Regions from separate parts of the Homo sapiens genome. Here region 1 is linked to region 2. A link is an interaction called in ENCODE POLR2A ChIA-PET data of the cell type or tissue named here. Cell type or tissue: Panc1. All regions are shown on one strand. Each heading gives the region's core, and the rest is flanking DNA. Links, peaks and the distances in the headings are about the cores only.

Evidence for each region. Peaks named below come from ENCODE experiments on the same cell type or tissue, not always from the same donor. Only the 100,000 strongest peaks of a DNase experiment are listed, where the experiment ranks them.
Region 1: POLR2A ChIA-PET joins it to region 2 with 11 read pairs; 6 of 35 experiments call an interaction of 5 or more read pairs at or near these places.

Annotation. Positions count from the first base shown.
Region 1 is chr19:19,668,572-19,672,960 of GRCh38, reverse strand. ZNF101 (zinc finger protein 101) reads right to left here and starts at 4,122. Exons shown (of 4, transcript NM_033204.4): 1 at 3,995-4,122. The coding sequence starts at 3,997. RefSeq lists enhancers at 3,301-3,866, 3,867-4,389 and a silencer at 3,713-3,912. In Panc1, for the core only: no CTCF peak of the experiment used is centred there; a DNase peak (open chromatin) is centred at 4,230; H3K4me3 peaks cover 1,714 bases; H3K27ac peaks cover 1,629 bases.
Region 2 is chr19:20,028,726-20,033,114 of GRCh38, reverse strand. All of the region lies in intron 1 of ZNF682 (zinc finger protein 682), which reads left to right. LOC105372308 (a long non-coding RNA gene) reads left to right here. Exons shown (of 2, transcript XR_001754062.2): 1 at 1-273; 2 at 2,002-2,398. Among named protein-coding and RNA genes, the nearest start is that of ZNF682, 8.6 kb to the left of the region's middle. In Panc1, for the core only: no CTCF peak of the experiment used is centred there; no DNase peak of the experiment used is centred there.

The DNA.
Region 1 (4,389 bases), core at 273-4,272, 360 kb after region 2:
AGAAAAAAAAAAGACTTTACATTATTTGGAAGGTACTACTACCCAAAATGATCTGCAAATTCAATACAATCCCTATCAAAATCCCATGTCTGGTTTTTTTTGTTTTGTTTTCTTTTTTCAGAAATAAAAATACCAGCCAGTCACAGTGGCTCATGCCTATAATCCCAACACTTTGGGAGGTCGAAGTGGGAGGATTGCCTGAGCTCAGGAGTTTCAGACTGGCCTAGCCAACATGTTGAAACCCCGTGTCTACTAAAAATACAAAAAATTGGCTGGGCGTGGTGGCAGGTGCCTGTAATCCCAGGTACTTGGGAGGCTGAGGCAGGAAAATCGTTTGAACCTGGGAGGCAGAGGTTGCAATGAGCTGAGATCGTGCCACCGCACTCCAGCCTGGGCAACAGAGACCCCCCCCGCCAAAAAAAAAGCCCGTTCTAAAATGCATATAGGGCTGAATGTGATGGTTCACGCCTGTAATCCCAACACTATGGGAGGCCGACGCAGGAGGACCATGAGGTCAGGAGTTCGAGACCAGCCTGGCCAACATGGCGAAACCCTGTCTCTACTAAAGCTAAAAAAAATTAGCTAGGTGTGGTGGAGGGCACCTGTAATCCCAGCTACTCAGGATTCAGCTACCGGGTTCAGCTACCGGGCGTGGGGGAGGGCTGAGGCAGGAGAATCACTTTAGCGGAGGTTGTAGTGAGCCAAGATTGTACCATTGCACTCCAGCCTGGGCAACAGGGCAAGACTTTGTCTCGAAAGTAAAAAAATAAAATAAATAAATTTATAAATATATATATAATCATACATAAAATTTATAAATATATATAATCATACAACTTATAAATATATATATAATCATACATATAATTTATATATATATATATATACACACACACATTTTTTAAGATGGGGGTCTCACTATATTGCCCAGGCTGGACTTGAACTCCTGGGCTAAATCGATTCTCCCGCCTCAGCCTCTCAAGTACCTAGAATTACAGGTGTTTGCCAGTGTTCCTGCCCTCAGTTCATCTTGAATTGCTGTTACAAGCCGTTGAAGTCAATTTTTAGAAAAGAACAAAGCCTACTGAAATTTTTCTTGAAGTCTGAAAATGTCTCGTGAATAAAATGATTATGATGTAAAAAGCATACGTTGAAAAATATCTGCCGGGCACGGGGGCTCACGCCTGTAATCCCAGCACTTTGGGAGGCCGAGGCGGGCGGATCACGAGGTCAGGAGATCGAGACCATCCTGGCTAACACGGTGAAACCCCGTCTCTACTAAAAATACAAAAAATTAGCCGGGCGTAATGGCGGGCACCTGTAGTCCCAGCTACTCGGGAGGCAGAGGCAGGAGAATGGCGTGAACCCGGGAGGCGGAGCTTGCAGTGAGCCGAGATCGCGCCACTGCACTCCAGCCTGGGCGACAGAGCAAGACTCTGTCTCAAAAAAAAAAAAAAAATCCTAACACCTAAGGTGATGGTATTAATATTACGGGCAGCAACTCTGGGAAATAACTGGGATTACATGAGATCATGAGAGAGACCTAGGAGTACAGATTAGTATCCTTAGGAAAAGAGATGAGTATCTATCACTTTCAGATGTCATTCAGTATTTTTTCCATAATAAACTATTCAGTAAACAAAAGATCATATCTGACTACTTCTAGATGTTGCCAAACTTATCCCAAAGGATTCAGCGTTAATCTGTCAAATCCAGATAACACAAAACAGAACAGAGTTATCCACCATCACAAATTCCCCAACCTGCAAAGGAGAGGAGCTGATGTGCTGGTGAATCTTTGTAAATCACTAATTTCTGCTTATCTACCATGCCTTTTTTTATTATGTATTTTTTGAGATGGAGTCTCGCTCTGTCGCGCAGGCTGGAGTGCAGTGGCGCGATCTCCAGCTCACTGCAAGCTCCGCCTCCCGGATTCACGCCATTCTCCTGCCTCAGCCTCCAGAATATCTGGGACTACAGGCGCTCGCCACCACGCCTGGCTAATTTTTTTGTATTTTTAGTAGAGACGGGGTTTCCCCGTGTTAGCCAGGATGGTCTCGATCTCCTGACCTCGTGATCTGCCTGCCTCTGCCTCCCAAAGTGTTGGGATTACAGGCGTGAGCCATCGCGCCCGACCTACCATGCCTTTTTTTTGTGGGAATGTATTCATATTCTGCAGCCATAATGGAAGATTTCCTTTTTTTTTTTTAAAGACAGGGTCTCACTCTGTCGTTCAGTGCAGTGGCGCAATCACAGCTAACGGCAGTCTCAACCTCCCCGGGTTCAGGTGGCTCTCCCACCTCAGTCTCCTGAGTAGCTGAGACTACAGGCATGCGCCACCATACCCGGCTAATTTTTGTATTTGTTGTAGAAATGGGGTCTCGCCACTTTGCCCAGGATGGTCTCAAACTTCTGGGCTCAAGAGATCTTCCCGCCCCAGCCTCCCAAAGTGCTGGAATTACAGGCGTGAGCCACCTGGGCAGGAGAATCGCTTTTGACTTCCAGAGCAGACTGGGCAACATAGTGAGACCTTGTCTCTACAAAAAATAAAAACTAGCCGGGCGTGGCGCATGCCTGTGGTCCCAGCTTCTTGGAAGACTGAGGCAGGAGGATTGCTTGGGCCCCAGAGGTTGAGGCCGTAGTAAGCCATGACTGTGCCACTGCATGCCACCCTGAGCTGCCTCAGAAGGGAGAAGTTTCTTTCTACTGTTTCTGGCCCCACCCCACCCCCAAGGGCCAGCAGGGAATCCCTCTGGAATTTCCTAAGGAAACTTCTTTTCAAAAGACAAGAACTCCTCCCTAGGAGGCTCATCAAACAACCAGGAAAGATTAACCACGCCAGGACAGACTTTTCACCCGTTCTTCCGAGGGCAGCTGGAAGAAGTCCCTGGACGGTCCTGAAACCCAGGACCAGAAAGATAGGAGGGTGGGCTGAGGACCCAATACCCTGTGAAGTTCCCAAGAGAAGCCTCCACCCAAAGACTGTCTGATAAGGTGGCCGCGCCTAGGGAAGGTAAAAAGAGGGCAGGCACAGTGATTTTTTTTTTTTAACATCGGAGTGTCAGGGGGTTATTTTCTGCTTTGCTCGCATGTGAAATGTTCACAAACGGAAAATGAACTTTTTAAGAAGTGCCATCTAGGGCTCCTTGGAAAAGATGACAGTTAAAACACTGGGTCTTGCCAGGCGCAGTGGCTCAAGCCTGTAATCCCAGCACTTTGGGAGACCGAGGCAGGCAGATACCTGAGATCAGGACTTCAGCACGGCCAACATGGTGAACCTGTCTCTACTGAAAATACAAGTTAGCCGGACGTGGTGGCGGGCACCTGTAATTCCAGCTACTCAGGAGGCTGAGGCAGGAGAATCACTTGAACCCGGAAGACGGAGGCTGCAGTGAGCCCAGACAGTGCCACTGCACTCCAGCCTGGGCGACAGAGTGAGACTCCGTCTCAAAAATAATAGAAATAATGATAATAATAATAATGTGAAGTGGATGTACTGGAGGGAGAACTTAGGGTTGGGGAATGCGGGGAAATTTAGGGATTTACTGCAGCCCTGGGAGGAGCGAAGCTGGGGGACGGGGTCGTGGGTTTGAAACCCAGCTTCCCACACCTTTGGAAGACTCCGAAGGAAACGGGGACCGCCTAAGGGAGGAGGAACTGGGGACCCCACAGGCCACGGCTCCTCCCGCACGAACCCCACACCCGAGGCGGGATTCCCCCTAAGACCCTCCTGAGGCCCCCGCACGATCTGGGGAGACGCGGGGCTGCGGGCGCGGAGCTGCCCTGAGAGGGCTCCGGGGCCGGGACAGGACACCCGGGGTCCCGGCGGCTGGTCCAGCTCCACCCGGCGACCGAGGGGACCAAGGGTCGAGCTGCGCCTGGGGGACTCGGGTCCCAGACCCCCACAGTCGCCGCGGGGAGGCCCAGGTCCAGCCACTGCCGGTTCCGACCAGCTCCTCCTCAGGTCTCCGGACGCCCGGCTCCGCACGCTCACCATTTCCGGCTTCCGGGTGTCCTGGGTCCTTCCTGGGGCTGGAGCAGCCAGAACAGGTCCCACACGACAAAATCAGCCGTATCCGGGGCACCAGGGGCTCCCCGAGGAACTAAAACCCGGACCCGAATGGGGGGCCGGCGGGAAATGAGACCGCTTCGGGCTTTGGAAGTTGCCCCTCCTCCCGGCGCACCTGATTGGACAGTTTGCCGCACAGCGCCTCTGACTGGCTGGTGCCCCAGGTCCCGCCCCTGGGGCTTGAGCGACAGGAGAGGTGATCGGAATCCTCAAATAATCCGCTCGCTGTGTGGGGTGTGACTGACAGGTGCTACCCACAGCCCCTCGCTGGGACCTTGGACCTGGACTTGCATGGAAGCAGAACTTGCTCCCGTTAGGGT
Region 2 (4,389 bases), core at 229-4,228:
TTTGTATTTTTAGTAAAGGCGGGGTTTCACCACGTTGGCCAGGCTTGTCTCGAACTCCTGATCTCAGGTGATCTGCCCACCTCGGCCTCCCAAAGTGCTGGGATTACAGTAGTGAGCCACCGCACCTGGCACCACAGTTTCTACAGAGAAGTAAAACCCTACCTTCAGCAAGTACCTGAATTTGGCTCCAAGTTGCAAAACTACCTCCTGTCATGAAGATGTGGGAAGTTTATCTTTCATAGAATATAATCAACTGACCTCCCCAATTCCCAGGTGGGTTTAGGATAAACTATCTACGACAAGTGAGTGCTGTCACGTGGTCTTCTTGAGGACTAATTATGACAACCTTCTTTCTATCTTTGCAATCTCTTAGCAAATTGCCTGCAATTAATGTCACATTCTGGCTTAATTGTGTAATCATATGGTTTTTGCTTTGTGTTCTGCCATTGTGGAGAGTTTTTCTGGGGTTGGAGATGATTGTGCTTTTAATTACATTTTTGAAAACACTGTCTGAAATGACCAGGTATGATATAAACATGTAAGGTACCCATCAGACTTCACCCTAGAGGGTCTTTCCCTCTTGGGCTTCAAGTCACAACCCACAATTGTGCAAACCCCAAATTGCAGGCAAAATGGTCTCTCTGCCTATTTGTGATCTATAGTCCCTTGTAGAGCAGTCAGATCAGATTTCTACAAAAATAACCTTACAGGGCAGCAACCAACCATTCCACCTCTTTCAATGTCCCTGGCATCTTCAAATCTGAAATGAATTCAGAGACAAACCCTGTCAGGGTTACACATATGCATTGATTAGACCTAAGAATTTAAAATGTTCTTTTCCTCCTCCTGTACAAATGCCTGAGAATGTGCAAAGGGCACCTGCTACTTTCCCATACCTCTGCAACCTAAATCTGAAACCCCCAAATTTGAATCCAGGCCCTGGGATTTGAGAAAGTAAAAGAACTTTTATCTGAGGGATGCAAGTTCTGTTAGTTATCAGGCTCAGAGAGACATTAAAATGAATCCAGAATTATGTCCTACTTCTCCTTTGAGCAATGTATTCACCTCTTGAAACTGCTTGTTACTGCCACACATAGCTATAAATTAATCTAATAATGCCACACAGGACACTATAGCCCACACCTTCTAGCTTAACCCTGTATGGCCAATCACTAATCAATGTTATTCCTGTAAACTAATGAGAATCCTTGACAAAGAACTTTTTATCGGCCCACTTTTCTATTCCCCTTTTTTTAGCCATTCTCTTGCCTCAGCCTCCCGAGTAGCTGGGACTACAGGCACCCGCCACCTCGCCTGGCTAATTTTTTGTATTTTTAGTAGAGATGGGGTTTCACTGTATTAGCCAGGATGGTCTTGATCTCCTGACCTCGTGATCCGCCCACCTCGGCCTCCCACAGTGCTGGGATTACAGGGGTGAGCCACCGTGCCCGGCCGACATATCATTTATAATGTGTTAGAGCAGTCTCCATGACTGGATCTCTCCTCTGGTTTTGCGCAGCATGCTATAACACCCAATAATGCACAGCCAGGTTGATGTCACTAGAATCTGCATATAAGCACTGGCTTCTGGGACTCATGAGACAGGACCTGACTTTGGATTGAGAATGTACAGAAAGCCCATAGGAAACATTTTCTGCATCGTGACAGGTCAACATCGACATTTTAGAGCCCCACCCTTCAAAGTGTGGTCCTTGAAAATTTCCAGATCTTGTCCTCTGACCTGCTGCAGTTGTGTGAGAGGCTCTTGGTGTAAATAGAATCTGATGGCAGAATCACCCCAGCAGTGGGGGGTCCAGGCCACAAAATATCTACAGCCATGACCATAACAACCACACCTACCTGTAAGCTGTGATACTGGAATAAAATATTCCTGTCATTCCTCTTACCCAAGCTAACTGATTAAGGACAGGTGATATCACATATGGGTTTAGGATCTGAAGCTCTACCAGGGAAGTTCTATTGTCTATTCTGTTCCCACAGAATCAGTCTCAGTGTTTCCTGTTTGGATTGCCATGAGGACATCAACCCAGAGTGACTGTAGACCCTCTTCCCAGCACCTGAGAGTCTTTGAGACATTTGAGGTTGTTGTGTGCAGACTGGGGTGAGGCTGACAAGAGGGTCTAATTCTGCTACCATCTAAGAGGGAGGGGAATAAGTCATTCAGTGTTTCTTCTCTTTCTCACAAAAATAATCTCTTTGGTTGGTTCCTAGATGGGAGTTGTTCCAGTTTTCACTTGGGTGAAAAAAAAGGAGAGCTGGAGACTGATCAACCAATTACTTTCATTTCATATGGCGATTAGAAAAACAGATGAGGCAATCATAATCTCTGCAATCCAGGAACTGTGTCTGTGGCAAATGAATAAATGGCTGAATTTCACACCATGGAGTCAGTACAAAAAAGGGACGTGTGCAGGGGATTTAGGGCCACTTTCCTTATGTTGGGAACTCTGATGTCACCATCTGAAGGGCCACTCATGAACAGAAGAGTTGTTATTATAGTTATTTTTTCTTTTCTATTTTTTGAGGTGGAGTCTCGCTCTGTTGCCCAGGTTGCAATGCAGTGGTGCAATCTTGGCTCACTGCAACCTTCGCCTACCGGGTTCTAGTGATTTTCTCCTGTCTCAGCCTCCTGAGTAGCTGGGATTACAGGCGTGCACCACCACGCCCGGCTAATTTCTGTGTTTTTAGTAGATATGGGATTTCACCATATTGGCCAGGCTGGTCTCGAACTCCTGACCTTAGGTGATCCACCCACCTCGGTCTTCCAAAGTACTGGGATTACAGGCATGAGCCACCGCGCCCAGCCCTATAGTTATTATTTCTATTGCTTTTACCTTGTGAAGACTAAATATTTAGCTTCTAATATACATGTCCTAGAAAACACTATGCATTTTGGTTAAATTCCTTGTTACTGTATGTTATAAAATAGACAGGGAATTGGGTGAAATAGATTAAAATCACACAAACCTGGGGAGTCAAGTTTCTCTTGGGCAGGCTTAGAAAACACAGAATTGGAAATACCCCAGTGACATGGAGATCAGAATTCTACCTAGGGCCCTCTCCCTGTCCCAGCCTTACCCACGTTTCACCTCTTCTGAGGCCTCATCCAGGTCCGGCTCCACCTTGGAATCTCCATACAGAGTTGATTAAAGGAGATCAGAGTTTGGCTCCTGCTGCCTCTCCAGAGTGGTTGTTCACAATTCTTCCAAACCCAAAAGCAGATAAATGGAAGCAAATAACTAAATATTTTTGGTCTTTAATTTTTTTTTTTAATTAAAACCACTGTTTCTAGAGGCATACCACCTAGCAAACCATTTTCTATTCCTGCATATCCAGCAGTTGCTCCAGGAATCACAAGAAAGTAAATATAAACCCAATGCTGAGAAATCCCTTTGAACTACACTTAATTTTCCCGTTCTGTATTTCATTCTTGTGTCTATCTTCAGCTTTTATTTCAAGCTTTTTTATTTTTTTTAATTTTTTTTTTTTTTTTGAGACAGGGTCTCACTCTGTCACCCAGGCTGGAGTGCAGTGGTATGATTTCTGCTCGCTGCAACCTCTGCCTCCCAAGTTCAAGCAGTTCTCCCACCTCAGCCTCCCAAGTAGCTGGGGCTACAAGTGTGTGCCACCACACCCAGCTAATTTTTGTATTTTTAGTAGAGATGGGGTTTCACGATGTTGGCCAGGCTGGTCTCAAACTCCTGACCTCAGGTGATCCACCTGCCTTGGCTTCCCAAAGTGCTGGAATTACAGGCATGAGCCACCGTGCCTGGCCTATTCCATGCATTTAAAAAAAAAAGAAAACAAAAGAAAGGCTGGGTGCGGTGACTCACGTCTGTAATCCCAGCACTTTGGGAGGCCGGGGCGCAGGCAGATCAACTGAGGTCAGGAGTTCGAGACCAGCCTGGCCAACATGGCGAAACCCCATCTCTACCAAAAATAGAAAAATTAGCTGGCCGTGGTGGCAGGCACCTATAATCCCAGTGACTCAGGAGGCTGAGGCAGGAGAATTGCTTGAACTGGGGAGGTGGAAATTGCAGTGAGCCAAGATCGTGCCACTGCCCTCCAGCCTGGGCAACACAGCAAGACTCTATCTCCAAAAAAAAAAAAAAAATCAGTGATAGAACAAGAAGAAATTTAAATGCTGGGCTTTTCATATAAATCCAGGGAATTATGGGACAGTTAGTACCCACCTCCCAGGGTGTTATGAGGATAAATTCACATTATGTCATCTTCCCAGCACAATGCTCTATAGTGTGCTTCTGAGCACACAGCGCATGCTCCATAAACATCGCATTAATGCATGTGCGCGTGTTGTTTTCCAAATGCAGACTTACTCAGACATGAGCTGCCTCTGGAAACTTTAAA